2 separate regions of the Homo sapiens genome follow, and region 2 is linked to region 1. A link is a loop called in an ENCODE intact Hi-C map of the cell type or tissue named here. Cell type or tissue: A673. All regions are shown on one strand. Links, peaks and the distances in the headings refer to the core of each region. The heading gives the core; the rest is flanking DNA.

Region 1 (8,364 bases), core at 124-8,123:
ACTACCAAAGATAAAATATATTTAAGAACTATCAAAGTACTAAAACATTAATATGTTTGTAAAAGTTTGGATCAGTATTACTGATTTTATTTCCTCAAGATTTAATTTAGGTCAATATGGCTCAGTTTCTAATTCTGAAATTAATATTTTGTTCACCATAGATTTTTCTGTTAATTATGTTTCTTTAAAATTGTGTTTAAAAGCCATTTTTCTTGGTTACAGAGATTATTGACATGTTTTTACATTTTGTACCCCAGCCAAGTGCTTCACTCCTGTAATCCCCGCCTTGCTTCCTGATTCTGAGCAGAAAAATATATTGAAGCTGTGCTGATTCCGTTTAATCATTTTATGGGGCTGAGGCATATGGAAGGAGTAGAAAAATTTCATTAGTCTCCAGATCAATAGAAGTAGTATTCATACTCAATATAGATCAGAAGATCCTGGATCACAAACCTGGTTTCCTGAGACATTTGGAGTTTATGGGTAGAGAGTAATATATTTTGCTTGCAGAATGAAAGCAATAATTGTGGCCAAAAATAAAATCTACGGTATATGTTGTAGATATGCATTTTATTCATAGATCTTTCCTCCAAGGCCTTCTCATGGCTACTCTCTACATATTGGGCATAGATTTTTGACCTGATGTGGTTAGTGGAGTATAGGTAAATGTTGACCCAAGACAAGGGCTTACTGTGCCTGCATAATTTAACTGGTTCTCTTACACTCTTACGCTGTGCCATGAAAAGTGCAAAATTCATGTATCTTCTGATGCCAGAATGAGGGACACGTGGAGCAGGCCTGAAGCTTACTCACAACTAGGGCCAAGCCTAGGCAAGATCAATGGACCCATAGACTTGCTGAGACAAAGTAGAGACAAAACTTGACCCCACTAATATACATTTCTATGCATACCCGGAAACAACCAGGCCTTGCACCCTCACCCCCACTGGTGCCAAACCTGCTGAAACCTTGCAAGTTATTTAAGAAAGTTAAGATAAGCAATATTTTGCTGCAAATCTTGTCCAAAGTAGTCGACCCTGCCACCTGCATGCACACAAGACCAGGAGGATGACCAAACATAATCTTTGCCTCATTATAACACTAAAATATTTGCCAAAGGTGGAGCTTATCTGCTATTTTCTGACCATGCAATGTATGTGTCAGCATGAATACTTACTACACCTGTGCACCTGGCACTCCACCCTGCACATATAATGACACTGCACAAATTATTCATGTTACCCTCCTCAAAACACCACAAAGACCTACCCTGGGGGAGCCTGTCAGAAAACTCTTCCTCCAGAGCTGTCTCCCTTATGCCCAGCCTTTTAGAGCATAAATCTCAATAGACCTTATTTGGGAAAAGTTTGACTGCCTTCATGTTAATTTATATTACACTGAGAGCCAAGAACCTTGCACCAGTAACATTATGAGTGAGAAATAAATGCTTGCTGTTATAAGTACTAAAGGGATTTTGTTAGGCAATATAATCATATAAAGGTGAAGAGTAGAGGTCTCTCTTTTGTCTCTCTCAACATCTAATTTAAATCTGTGGACAATCTTCTCGAAGTTTTGAACCATCCTCTGTCCACTTCAGTTATCAGCATATGGACTTGTTACTATTTACTGAAAAAATAAAAGACACCAAATGTCATTTTTCTCAATCTTTTCATGCCACTAATCTCCAAATTTAGTGGTGCATGCTGTCATTCCTTTCTTCATACATCTTCTCAAATGACAATTTTCTACCTCTTGAACTTAATTCATTCACCTGTGATCTGGATCCCTTGACTTCGAAATTTTCAGGGACTTCAATGAATTGAGTGTGCTGGTCACTCACCTGTATCAACAAGCTCTATATCTAACTTGAATGTTATTTTAAGGTTATGAATATGTTCATGTATCTCTCATTTAAGTAAAACTAACCCTGGATGTTTTTCTAAACTTGTACATCAAAAGCATATTGTGCTATTTGTATGTCTACTTTCCTATATTCCCTTCAAGTGCTAGAGTCCAGTTGTAACGTTATTTCTGATTCTTTAAGTTTATTGAAGTTGTATAGCCAAAAGTCACTCTTTTGATTCTGCATATTTTAATATGCACATTACAGCACAGATATCATCTGCTGTCTTTACAGCACTGCTGAATATTTTCTCATGTAACTCTTTTAATTTATTTATTTTTTACCATTCCATTGCAGGTGCTTAACTCCTTTTGTACATTCCTTTAATATGTATGTTTTAAGGTACTTTTAAAAATCTTTTTTATATTTTCATGCTACACATCCCTCCTTAGACATTGCTATGTTCCACAGTTATACTAGCAGGTAACAAGTAGTATGAACTTATCCTTTCTAGATATTTTCACTGAGCTATAGTCTTAAATATTCTAGTGTATTCTTAGCATGAATATGCCTCAGCCTTCTTTAATTTACCATACACAAAACAGGTACTTATTGTCATTGCTCTTTTTTATATAATTTCTGTCTTGGCTGGTTGTGAGGCATTCATCAGTCTTATAAACATACATCATATAAAACCTTTCCTTCTTTTTCCACATCACATTCGATCTATCAGTAAATTACATTGGTTAAACCAAAATCTTGTCTTTAATCTATATCTTCTCCCTGCAATTTAATTTTTAATCTTTTAAAGATTAAGATCTCTTTGCTTCTTATTAAAGAAAACCACTACAGAAATTATCAAAACACAAGTAGGCAAATTAAAAAGTGGTAAACATTTCACAGAAGTGATAGAACATGTAACAATGTCTTTGGCAGTGTTCAACCTAAATGTAAATACAAATTAAGCAAATTTAAATACTTGTGAATAGTTAAATACTTGTGAATGCTTTGCATATGTTAATTTAGAAAATAATAAAATAAAAATATGAAGTACTTATAATGATATTGATGCACTCAAACACCATTGGTGCATCATATATTGTTTCAATTTACTTGAAATTTTGCAGAGCCACAAATTTAAATAGCCATAAAAATTCACATTTTTTAATCTACTGAGCTCTTCTTCTCCATTTCAGTAATATATTCTTAGAAAATGTTCAAGATTACAACATAATGCTGTTAACAAACATCTCTGACCAGTATTCTGATTTGGAGGACTTTGCTATTCACAAGATTGGCTGCATAATTTGCCGGCTCAGAGACACATGAAAATGTGGGGCTTCTTGTTCAAAAATTAATTATTTCAAAACAGCAGAGCTTGAAACCAAGCATTGGGTCTTTCTGTATGTAAGGCTCTGTTCAAGAGCACAGGTCACATATCCATAAGGCTGGCTGTCCAATGTATCTGCTTTATTTATTTTCACGTTGTTATGTATTTTATAACTTTGTATTTCCTTAATTTATTTTTATTTTTAATTTCAATAGCTTTAGGGTTACAAGTGGTTTTTGATTACATGGATGAATTATACAGTAGTGAAATCTCATATTTTAGCACACACATTACTCCAGTAGTGTGCACTGTACCCAGTATGTAGTTTTTTATTCTTCATGAGCCTTCCCTCTCCTCTCTTCTAAGTCTCCAATGTCCATTATACCACTCTGTATGCCTTCTTTGCATACCCATAGCTAAGTTCCCACATACAAATTAGAATGTATGGTATTTGATATTCCATTCCTGAATTATTTCACTTAGAATAATGGCCTCCAGCTCCATCCAAGTTGCTGCAAAAGACATTCTTCTTTTTTTCTTCTTTATGGCTGAGTAGTATTTCATGGTGTATTTATAACACATTTTCTTTATCCACTTATTGGTTAATGAGCACTTAGGTTAGTTTTATATATTTGCAGTTGTGAATTGTCCTCCAATAAACATACATGTGCAGGTGTCTTTTTGATATAATGACTTATTTTCCCTTGGGTGGATACTTGGTAGGATTGCTGGATTGAATGGTAGATCTACCTTTAGTTCTTCGAAAAATCTCTATAATGTATTTTATAGAAGTTGCACTAATTTACATTCCCACCAACACTGTGTAAGCATTCCCTTTTCACCACAACTACCCCATCTATTGTTTTCTGACTTTTTAATATGGTCATTCTGGATGAGGTAAGGTGGTATCTCACTGTGGTTTTAAATTTGCATTTCCCTGATAATTAGTAATATTGAGCATTTTTTTCTTTTCATTCATTTGTTGGCCATTTGTGTATCTTATTTCCAGAAATGTCTATTCATGATGTTTGCCCACATTTTGATGGGATTATTTGTTTTTTGTTTTGTTTTGTTTTTGTTTTTTTCCTGCTTATTTGTTTGAGTTTCTTGTAGATTCTGGATTTTAGTCCTTTGTCTGATGCATAGTTTGCAAATATTTTCTCCCATTCTGTGGGTCTTTTGTTTATTCTGATGATTATTTCCTTTGTTGAGCAGAAGCATTTTAGTTTGATTAGGTCCCATTCAGTTATTTTTGGTTTTGCTGCACTTACTTTTGCAGTCTTAGTCATTAATTTTTTGCCTAGGCCAATGTCCAGAAGAGTTTTTCCTAGGTTATTTGTCTAGAATTTTTATGGTTTGGTGTCTTAGGTTTAAGTCTTTAATCCACCTTCAGTTGATTTTTCTATATAGTGAGAGAAAGGAATTCAGTTTCATTCTTCCACATGTACTTATTTAGTTTTCTCAAAACCATTTATTGAATAGGGTGTCCTTTTCTCTATTTTTGTTTTTGTTTTTGTATGCTTTGTCTAAGATCAGTTGATTGTAAATATTTGGCTTTTATTCTGGGTTCTCCATTCTGTTCCATTGGTTTATGTATCTACTTTTATACCAGCACCATACTGTTTTGGATACTACAGCATTGTAGTATAAATTGAAGTTGCTTAACACTATGCCTCCATGTTTATTCTTTTTTTGCTTGGGAATGCTTTGGCTATTTAGGCTCTTTTTTGGTTCCATATACATTTTAGGATTGCTTTTTCTAATTCTGTAAATTTCAGAATAATTTTCATTATTCTGAAAAGTGATATTGGTATTTTGATAGAAATTGCATTGAATCTATATATTGCTTTAAGAAGTGCGGTCATTTTTATAATGCTGATTCTTCCAGTTCATGAGCATGGAATATATTTCCATTTGTTTGTGTCATGTATGATTGTATTCATCAATGTTTTGTAATTCGCTTTGTAGGGATCTTTCATCTCCTTCATTAAGTATAATTAATTTTCATTAAGTATATTATTAGGTATTTTACTTTTTTACAACTATTTTAAAGGGGATTGAGTTCTTGATTTGATTCTCATCTTGGTCATTGTTGGGCTATAGCAGTGCTACTGATTTGTGTACGTTGATTTTATAACCTGAGACTTTACTGAATTCATTTGCAAAATCTAGAAATCTTTTGAAGGAGTCTTTAGGGTTTCTCAGGAATACAATCATATTATCAGCAAACAGAGAGCTTGACATCCTTTTTTCCAATTTGGATACATTTTCTTTCTTTCTCTTGCCTGATTGCTCTGGCTAGGAATTCCAGAACTATGTTGAATAGAAGTGGTGAAAGTGGGCATCCTTGTCTTGTTCTAGTTCTTAGGGGGAGCATTTTCAACTTCTCCCCATTCAGTATAAAGTTGACTGTGGGTTTGTCATATGTGTCTTTTATAATTTTGAGATATCTTCCTTCTATGCCTAGTTTGTTGAGGGTTTTTAATTATAAAAGGATGCTGGATTTTATTGAATGCTTTCCCTTTGTCCATGGAGGTGATCATAAGGGTTTTGTTTTTAATTTGGTTTATGTGATGAATCACATTTATTGACTTTCATTATGCTAAACCATCCCTACATCACTGGGCTGAAATCCCACTTAATGATGGTAAATTACCTTCTTGATGTACAGTTGAATTTGATTTGCTAGAATTTTGTTGAGGATTTTTGCATCTGTGTTTATCAAAGATGTTGGTCTGTATATCCTTTCTTGCCTTGGTAGCAGTGTGATGCCAGCTTTATATAATGAGTTATGGAAGATTCCCTGGTTCTCAATCTTTTGGAGTAGTGTCAGTAGGATTGGTACAATTTTTTTGTGAATGTCTAGCAGAATTTGGCTGTAAATTCATCTGGCCCTGGGCTCTTTTTGTTGCAAAATTTTTACTATTGATTCAATCTCACTGCTTGGTATTGGTCTGTCAGGATTTCTATTTCTTTCTGATTTAAGCTAGAAGGATTGTATGTTTCCAGGAATTTATCCATTTCCTCTATATTTTCTAGTTTGTGTGCATAGAGGTGTTCATACTAGTCTGAAATAATGTTTTATATTCCTATGGTATTAGTTGTAATTTTCATTTCTAATTGAGCTTATTTGGATCTTCTCTCTTCTTTTCTTGATTGATTTAGCTAATGGTTTACAGGTTACATGATTTTCTCAAAGGACCAACTTTTAGTTTCATTGATCTTTGTATTTTTTTGTTGCAGCTTCATTTAGTTCTACTCTAATCTTTGTTATTTCTCTTCTTCAGCTAGCTTTGGGTTTGGTTTGTTATTATGTCTCTAGTTCAAGGACTGATGCTAGGTTGTCAATTTGTGATCTTTCAGCTTTTTGATGTGGGCAAACAGGGATTGAATGCCTGTAGAAGAAAATACTCTGCTATAATATCTGAGACATCAGAATGGTTCAGGGTAGTAGTAGTTACAAAGCAATGGAATTACATGGCTTTTACTGAGTGAGACAGATGTATTTGAGAACTACAATGACAGGTTGAAGGTGATTAATTACCAGTTTAAGGAAGAGTCTAAAAGTCAGAGGGCCTATTTTATAGCACATAAAAAGAGTCTTATCTTTTGGAGTCAGAAGGCAGAGAAAGTTTAGGATCAGGCCCAAAACTTAATTATAAGGCTAGCAGAGATCCAGAGAAATGTTGAATTCTCAATCCTGGATGGTCTGTCGTACCAAGTCAGGGACCTAGTTGGCAAGGATTAATGCTTTTTTACTTAACACAGGAATATCCAAGCAACATACTTAAGAACGTTGAACCTTCAGATTCCCCAAGACCTTCTAGTTTAAGGAAGTTTTCCATTGTTCCCTCTTAAAGGCTAGCAATCTCCTCCTCTCACCCTCCACTCCTTTCCTGAAGATGATATGGAGCCTGTAGCTTACAAAGCAAAATCAATCCCCTTCAGAATCTACACATACTTTTTACTTCCAACCCATAACTAGAGTAAAATCACAAATTAATCCAGTCTGGAAAGTGCCGAGTCGGCTTTGTGAGGACAGTTACTATCCCACAAAAAGCTGAAGACCTATTAATTATTAATCAGCAGGAAACAGGACAATATGTATGAGATTAAATCCTGAAGGTGCAGAATCAAAGGCGAAGGGATATAAAGTTGAAAAGGGGATAGCTTATCCATCCATACGGGAACATGCTCATGTGAGAGAAAATTTAACACCTTGGCAAGGTCCTAATAATACAATATTAATGCACTGCCAAGTGGAATTTTGGAAACTCAAAAAAATATGTTAGCTTACACAAATTGAATTAAAACTGGCAGAACAACCATGGTCCACCATGGGAATAAGGATCAAAGGGCTCAGGAAAATGAGAATAAGAGAATGGATATGTTATGCAAGATCAGAAAATCTACCTGGGGACTATGGCCCATGGGAGGACCCAGAAGATACTCACTTCCCCAAAATAATTAGAAATGTGTCATTGAGAAAGGTTTTAGGACAGAATGGATAATAGGAGATGTTACAGAATCGTATTCCCTATTATCAGTGTAGATGATCATATATCAAAACAATAGAGTATTGGACCTTAATTATGAAATAAAGATGGACAAATTTATTTTAATAAATGGCAAGGTAAGATTGATAGCATAGGGTGCTTAACCTTCAGAGAGTTAGGCAAATTCTTCACAAGTATAGTGTTACGAAATAAGTGGGCATCGACATCTTCTCAATTTCTAAAATTTAACAAAATAGAGTATTGATGATGAGGCCCCTAGCTTAATAAAAAATCATGACTAACTTGCCCATTGTCTGGAATGGAGTCATTGTTTTAGTTCTATATCCTATTGAAGGAAAGTATATTCCTCTGAGGACCCTGATTATCTCATAGAACTTGATTTAGATGATGATATTCTCAACTTCAAGCATAAGACTGATGCCATGAAGGAATGAGGCTTCTGGGGGAAAAGGTCTTGTGAGAGGGCTATGAGTATTGTGCATTTGGTAGGTACGTGAATTGTCAGAGAAGAGTTCTAAAAACTATTTTTCCTTAAATGACAACATTATTTCCTATCACAAATGGTCTTCCAGAACATTGGCAGTCTGCCATCAAGAGGTGGCTAGCTCTTTCTAGCTTTTAGCCACACAGCAGCCATTCTTTGCTCTTAGCAGCTCCAACTTCTCTGGTAAATT
Region 2 (8,364 bases), core at 32-8,031, 1.5 Mb after region 1:
ATTCATCAACAGAGTCCTTCCAAAGGCTCCAAACAGCATCCCTATCTGCCACTGACACTCGAAACACCATTGGATCACATGGTTTAAGTGGCAGAGCAGTTTGCACAGCACCCTGGAGACTTATCACAAAGCCTTCTCTTGTTCTGGGCCCCATTCAAAACTAGCAGCTTTTTGAGTCACTTGGTAAATGGGCCAGAGTAACACAGCCAATGAGGAACATGTTGCTGCCAAAATTCAAAAAGGCTCACTAGGTAGACATTGTGCCTCTTTCTTGGTTAGAGGAAGAGCCAAATGCAACAACCTATCCTTCCCCTTAGAAGAGCTAGTCATTAAAACTAATGGCAACAACAGCAATTACTTTTGCCTCAACCTAATAGTTCTACATGACCAACACCATTGGACTCATAGAAATTTTACTGACATTGAAGATCTTTAAATTTTAGTCAGATTTATTTTCCACTCTCTAGAGTTCTTGCTACTTTATGCCCACCAGCTCCAATCAGCATATGTACCAATGTAACAGACAAGTGTGAAATCTTACAGAAGGGAAAGGTGATCAAGGTCCATGCAAACCAAATTATGACGTAAGACTGAAGAGTTGATATACTCCAATGTAGGACAACAAAGATATATGGCAGGCCTTGCCAGTTAAAAACTGACGGCTTCTGGTAGGCCTTATTAACAGGAATGAAAGAAAATAAATGTGCCAGGTCAATAGCTACATACTAGGTACCAGGATATGTGTTAATTTGCTCAACCAAAAAAAAAAAAAAAAAAAAAAACCACGTCTGGTACAGTAGGTGCAATTGGAATTATGACCTGGTAAAGACTATGATAATCCAAAGTTATCCAAGATCCATCTGTCTTCTGCACAGGCAAAATAAAAGAGTTGACTGCGAATGTGATGGAGATTACTACTTCTGCTTTTTTTTCTTTTAAGTCCTTGATAGTGGCACTAATCTCTATAATTCCTCCAGGGATGTGTTATTGCCTTTAGTTTACAATTTAATGAAAAAGAAGTAATGGCAGTGATAATGGCTTCCCAGTTGCTCTTTTCTACCATAGTAGCACAAGTCATGGTCCTAAATGGAGACTCTGCCAGGTGCTAACTTTGTCTTTTCCAATTATGCACCTGCTACCGGAGAAATGACCACAGGGTGGATTCAGGGACCAACTATGAGACAGACATGATCGAAAACTCCATGGCTCACCTGACCTCCATAAGCTCTTACTCTGATTGGTGGCCAGAGTGACATTTTGGGTTTCCTGGAATTTGTGTCAGTTCAGAGCCAGTGTGCAGTAATTCCCAAAATGTCTGGTTACTTCCTTTTCTCCTGTGCAGTAATTCTGATAAAAGGCTGTAGGTCCCTTTGCAGAAGTCTGGGAAAATAATTAACAGTATTGATTATTGACAGTATGCTAGGGCCCTTCCTCAAGACGACAAGCCTCCCCTTCATTTAGGAGTTTCTGAGTCTGCAAGTTGGCCCACGTTAGAAAATTGGATGAGGGGCCATGACTTTTTGTTTTTATAATTGAAATCAGACTTTTTTCACTTGACCTAGAAATTTCTCCTTATACAAATCAAATAAGAGTTTAGTAGGCTATCTATTTATCCTCTAGGAACATAATGATCAACCAGCCAAAGCCATAGGTCTGTACAAATTAGACTATTCTGATGGTTGCTTTGACTCTGCTGTTCATTATGGTAACCAGGTCCACTCTGCCTTTGGCACTTAAGAACTACCACAAGACCACCCCCACACCCTGGGATTTAATTACTCTCACTGAATGTAGATATCCCGCTTCAGTGGCTGCAATTCCCACCCTAAGTTCTGCTCTACAGAGAAGAACAATCACAGAACTCTTCAAGGATGACAGGGTTCCACTGAAAAAATTATTTCTCACCATTTAAGTAAAAGGTGCATCCTCTGGACTCTCCTGGGGTGAGTTAATAGGTTTTAAATGACAAATAACTCTAATATTTCAATCTCCCAAAGCCTTTGAATCTCTTCCTCTATAGTTTACCAAGGGAGTTCTGACATTTCAAGTTTATTTACTGTGGACCACTTTTGGTTTGTTTCAGCCAATGAACCAAACAAACTAATTCCCTCTCCTATACCATTAAATGCAGAATATCTTCTAAGTGAGCCCAAAGAAATTCTACCTTTATGTTCCTTCCATCAGTATCCCACACTGTTAATATTCATTCACATATGCATTCTCTGGATTTTTCTCTACATATATTATTAAAATAAAGAAGTTATTTTGGAGCATAGCATACTTCCTCATGGTTCACACCTTGTACCCCACCTTTAGGGGCTTCTGGGACTTATGTCTAGTTATAGGTCTAAAATAAAGAGGGTTGTTGAGGGTGGGTCATGAAAAAATCATCAGTGTCTTCCAAGGCAACTGCCTCAAGGGACGCCATAAAAGTTTCTTTAGAAATAAAGAGCAAATGTTCTCAGAAGGAGGTGGAGATGATGCTTCTACTGGCACAGAATACTCATCAGGATTAAATGGTTCAGTCTTGACCTTCATCAGTATCTTCTCATATGTCTCCATTCAAATTTTCAGAAATGCAATTCTTCCCAATCAATGCCCTTATTTTAATAGACAGCTCCCTGAGAGGTTGGGAATTCTACCTGCATTGTTATTTAACCACTTGCATTATGAGACTCTGCATTTGGTTTTTATCTGTCTCAGTTCTGAGGCCACAGGAGATAAGAATCTTTTTCAGGCAGACATAGAAGCTTTCAGGTTATTTTTTGCAGCAAATGGGCTTGGGAATTTGAATACTTGATCTCACGCTGTTCCTTCCTGTTTGTCCAGTGACATTAGGAACAACAAGCACAACTGATTATAAGCATTATTTTGAGGAAATGTTCAAAGATATCATGAACATTGTCACCCAGACCCTCATAGACATGATCACTCAGAACCTTGCCTCTTATATGTGTCTGATTAGCAGTATCCAGTGGTGGTATTTTGCATATCTGTATTGCTGCATTATACCATGGACTGTCAGTGCACTCTTTACTACTAGAAATAGATTAATGTTTTTTAAATCTAATTGAATTGGAGAACCAATTGCAGAAACTCCACAGCCAATTTACAAATCAATACTTAAAATTCAGTTCCTCTAGAACCACTCCCAGTATCAAAATTTGTATTAGTTGGGGTTCTCAGTAAAAGGTAGCAAAAATGATGCATATATGTATAGAGAGACATTTATTTTAAGGAATTGTCTCATGTGATTATGGAGGCTGGCAAGTCCAAAATATGCAAAGTGGTCCAGGGAAAAGCAGTTCTTGATGTTCAGATTCAAATGCCATCTGCTGGCAAAGTTCTCTCTTCTTCTGGGGACTTCTGTCTCTTTCTATTTAGACCTTCAACTTATCACGAAGAGTAAACTTCAACACATTTTAGAGATTAATCTATATGCAAAGTCTACTGATCTTTCAGTGTTAATCTCATCTAAAAAATATATTCACAGAAACATCTAGAATAATGTTTGACCAAATATCCGGGTATTGTGGCCTAGCCTAGTTGACATACAAAAATAACTATCACATTGTCTTTGTAAGAAACCAGCTCCTGTATATATTATTTTTTCTCTAATTTCAAAATTATTGTTTGATCATTCATTATAGTTATTTATTTAAGTGATTATTTATATTAACACTTTATTATAAATCACTTCTAATTTCATTTGTGAGTATTTATTCTCAAACTTCTTTTTTTTTGAGACGGAGCTCTGTCTTCAGGCTGGAGTGCAGTGCCGCGATCTCAGCTCACTGCAACCTCCACCTTCCGGGTTCAAGTGATTCCCCTGCCTCAGCCTCCCAAATAGCTGGGATTACAGGCACGTGCCACCACGCCCGGCTAATTTTTTGTATTTTAGTAGAGACGGGTTTTCACCATGTTGGCCAGGATGGTCTCAACCTCCTGACCTCGTGATCTGCCCACCTTGGCCTCCCAAAGTGCTGGGATTACAGGCGTGAGTGACCGTGCCTGGCCTATCCTCAAATTATAAAAATCATTCCTAATTTTATTATTTGTGCCTGTTTCTATTTAAATATTTGAGGCTTTTAATGTTATGCTAGTTTTTTCTTTTTCTTTTTTGATAAAGCTTTTAGTATTTATTCTTTTATTAAATATATTTTTCACTGTAATATTAAAGTGAAGTTTATAATTTTCATATTCTTTTTAATAGAAATATTATTTAAGGTTCTGATTCTTAATTATAGCTAACTGTACATAGCCAAATTATCTGCATTTGACTTTTAATTTTTTACTTCAAATTTTATTGTTATATCCAAAGAATGTAATATATAATGTGACCATTTTCATTCATTTTATTCAGATTTTGTCTATTTAAGCTATTCAAATATTATTTGAGAAAGTGAAAAAAATTATATTAATGGGATGTGAAAGTGTGAAGGTACTAATAACATCAAAATTTTTAACAGCGTAGCCTATTTAATCTCTCTCTGAGGCTAGAACTTTATGAAATGAATGTGTGTGTGTGTGTATGCGTGTGTGTGTGTGTGTGTGTGTGTATTACAAGTGGCCTTTCTTACCTAAAAAATCCTTTCGATATTTTCATGCCTGCTTTTTCTTTCTATATTCATTTGCCTAACATTTCTTTCAATATGTTTTGAAACTTTATTTCCTTAAATGTGTTTTCCGTAAGAAAATTACTGATACTTTCATATTATCACTATCTGAAAAATTCCACCTATTCCCATTTTTTGTAATGATTGATGGACTTGACTATATTCTACTCATTTTAATTATTCTTTCTATTAAATAGTCACATTTATTATTCTCTTTTAAGTTTTATTATGTTGCTATTCATTCCAATTTGTCACCTTGCTTATTTAAAAATAATTCTATGTAGTCTATACAATTAATGCTTATCTTATTGACATACTCATAATTAGAGGCAGTCTCTTATTTTATTTTAAAAAAGCTAACCACTTCGTTTTGCCACCATAATAATCACTTTCTCCTTAAATCTTCTACTCAACTAAAATAATATCTTGACCATGCTGACTTTTGTCCTCTTTCTTCCCCTCACCTTTTACTAATAAGAGATTTAGGTTACTCTTTATTCCTGTTTCTACTGATATCCTTATGAGTGCCTGAGATAATTTAATATTTTTAGTTTTACATCACTAACAAAATTTTATTTCATTTTTTACTACTTTATAGATTTCTTATTTAGTACTCATACATATTATATTTTCCAAAGATATGATTAGCATGTTAGCTATAGCTATACTTACATTTCAAAGATCTATGATCTTGTTGTTTACTGTGTTCTTCATTTCTCATCATTTTGTGGTCTTGAATCAGAAGCATTTTTTATATGGTTAAAATGACATCTCCTATAATTTTCAGTTGATGTATATAAGGAATACAAACTCCAAATATTTCCATATTTTTTCTTTCTGAGGAATCAGTTATACTTTGACTGTTATATGATTAATATATGATTTCCTGTTTCATTTTTTTCTCCCTGAGCAACCAATAATACCTTGTTATGTGATTAATAATACTTTGTTATATATGACATAGATATCATATATAACTTTGTTATATGTTATATGAAATAATACTTTGTTATATGATTCAACATATGATTGCTTTTCTCTCAGAACACTCTGGGTTTTTTCATATGATAAAAACAAAATGCTGAAAATTATGTTTGATAATTATTTTAATTTTGATTAACAATTATAGAACTTTGCTATGCGATTAGATGAGGAACTTTAATTTTAGTCTACTGCTTATCTGGAAAATCAGAAGACGTGGCAGAAAGATTATAAAACACCTGAATGTGTAGGTCTGGGATAGGAAGGGCAAAGCAAATAAAATATGTTAAAATTGTAACAATCGTTCTTCCTATGGTTTATTTTAATAAGTTAATTTAAATCTTTTATTCCAAATACTACACAGTAATGTTTCAACAATAAATAGAGAAATCGGTTTAATGTAAACATAATCTTAATATTTTGTATCACCTGTTGTAATTTTTAAATTATGGATCTCTAAATAAGTTTCAAAAATTTCAATTCACATTTTAAGTTTTATTCAAGTCAATAAGTAAGAAAGTACATATTCTTTTTTATTCAAGTGATTTTTCTGTGTGAATATACATAACCTCAATAACCATGCTTGAGTCAGATTTAACAAACATTATAAAATCATATGTATCACACATATAATGCACATTATTTTATTACTATAATTTTCAAATAACAAAAATAAAAAATCTTGTTTTATACTTATTCGGATATTCTAATATTTACACATATTCTTAAATTATGTTTCATATGTACATATACACAATGGTTCTAATGTTAATGTTTAATTTACTGACGTTTGCATTATCCTGTTTTTCAGAAATACTTTGTTTGATAAAATAATCTATGCTCCTTTCTGTTAAACTATTTTAAGGATGGTTAGTGATAATGACTTTAACTCTACAGATTAAATCTATGATTGTTTTTAATTAGAACATACCAAAGACTATTAGAAATAGCTCAAGTTTTGATGATTCCTTTAAGACAACTTTCTGTTTCAGAAAACTAAAAATGCCTATTCTGTCATTTGACAGAGAAACTGGTAACATTAGGTAATGTATTTCAAAGAGTATAGTGCCATCTATTGGATAACATTCAGTCCCAAACTGTACTCAAGATATATTTTACATTTAAAGTATATTTTTGATGTAACAAAACCAAAAAAAAAAGGCCCAGGCTTTACCTAAATCGTCATTAAGTTTGTCCACATACCCCACAAAAATTCACATTGCCATTGTTTGATAATTTCATAGTGTTGCTGAATTACTACCTTCAAAACTAAGAGTAGATAAAAGATCAGGCTTTACTCATAGTGTTTAAGAAACAAAAAAGGCAAACTTGATAACTGTCTATTTTGAGGAATAATTTTTAAGGTTATATTCATTTATGAAATTGAATTTGTGCCTACAGAATTATTAACTTTAAAAAAAATTCACTGTTAAACCTGATATTATTAATATCAATATATCAATATAAAATTTCATAGGGAAGGCCAGGCAGTAATTCTTCATGTAAATATAAAATTTGCTGGAAAAAGAAAAGATAGGGTCAAAGAAGAAAAAGAGAACCTAGGACACAGAAAATATTTCAAAGAGAGAAAGAAATGTCAGCCTTTTACTTGGATTCAGGCCATCCAGATGCTTTATATGAGAGCGTTAGCTATCTTGCTATGCCCAAGTAAAATTAGAAATATTTTGTTTTGTGATTGCAACTACTTTAAGTCAGGATAACCCTTCTGAAAATTTAGCAAAACAGAGGCTGACTGTTGGTTTTCCTCAAGCCTGAGCTGCTTCTTTCCTTCACACATGACATTGAGGCTCTTATTTTATTGAAAAAATAGAGATGAGTAGTGTGTCCCAAGAAAGGCAATAAATGAGGAACTCACTCTAGTAAGTTATCTTTCTCTGTACATTTTTAGTGCCACTGTATAGAATTTAATTAAGTGGTGGAAAGCAGCCTTGAGGTCATTCAGAAAGAATATAATTATGGCACATTACAGACGTAGTCTAATCTAAATTATTTATTTTGTAAAGTGGAAAGTACTGCTATATTTAGGTCCAAGTGTTAGTGTTGGAGGTGGGGAGGTGAGTAGTTAAGTATGGAGTGCAGAATATATGCTAAATCTGAAAGCTAAAATATTTTATTTTTATTGCATAAATGCAATTTGTATGCAAAATATTTAAAAAGCAATGTAAAAATCCACAAAAATTATTTCTAAACATATTGATCAAACTGCCATTTAAAGGGCAGAATAGAAAAGTTTGTGTACTCCCAAATCTGTACTTCATTAGCTTATCTTACTGCCTATTCTTTATCTTTTGAATTTGGGTTAAACATGCTTACTAAGTTTATACATTCATTTATACATAAATTTGACCTTAAGTGACATTAAATTGGAATGAGTAGCATTGGGGATTTAACATTCAAAGAACTAAAGGGAAGTTTATAAAGACTTATTTCACTTTATCGGAAGCTAGTAAAAAATGTATAGTACATATGCTGTCATAATTAAGCAAATATTTTAATATATAAACAAACACACAATTTGATTCTCTAATTTCATTATGTAGTCAAGACACATTTTTATTATGCTATTTTATAGATAAGAGAAGCATGACATAACATTTGAATGATTCTCTCAGAATTCCATGAGAAGTAAAGCTGGTTCTTGAATTCAAGCCAAAAATTCCACTTCCCGGTTCTACATGTATGTCAGTCTGCTTCTAAGATTCCTGTTTTCACTATGTTTCTGTGATGGGTTAGACCTGTACATCCA

Evidence for each region. Hi-C counts contacts between places; a loop is a spot of excess contacts. Peaks named below come from ENCODE experiments on the same cell type or tissue, not always from the same donor. Only the 100,000 strongest peaks of a DNase experiment are listed, where the experiment ranks them.
Region 2: it touches region 1 in a loop (3-fold over the local background); 3 of 110 quality-filtered maps call a loop at or near these places.

The regions. Positions count from the first base shown.
Region 1 is chr4:132,231,665-132,240,028 of GRCh38, reverse strand. No RefSeq gene overlaps it. Among named protein-coding and RNA genes, the nearest start is that of LINC01256, 360 kb to the left of the region's middle. In A673, for the core only: no CTCF peak of the experiment used is centred there; no DNase peak of the experiment used is centred there.
Region 2 is chr4:130,746,346-130,754,709 of GRCh38, reverse strand. No RefSeq gene overlaps it. Among named protein-coding and RNA genes, the nearest start is that of LINC02479, 370 kb to the right of the region's middle. In A673, for the core only: CTCF peaks have their summits at 3,382 (motif pointing left) and 6,679 (motif pointing left); no DNase peak of the experiment used is centred there.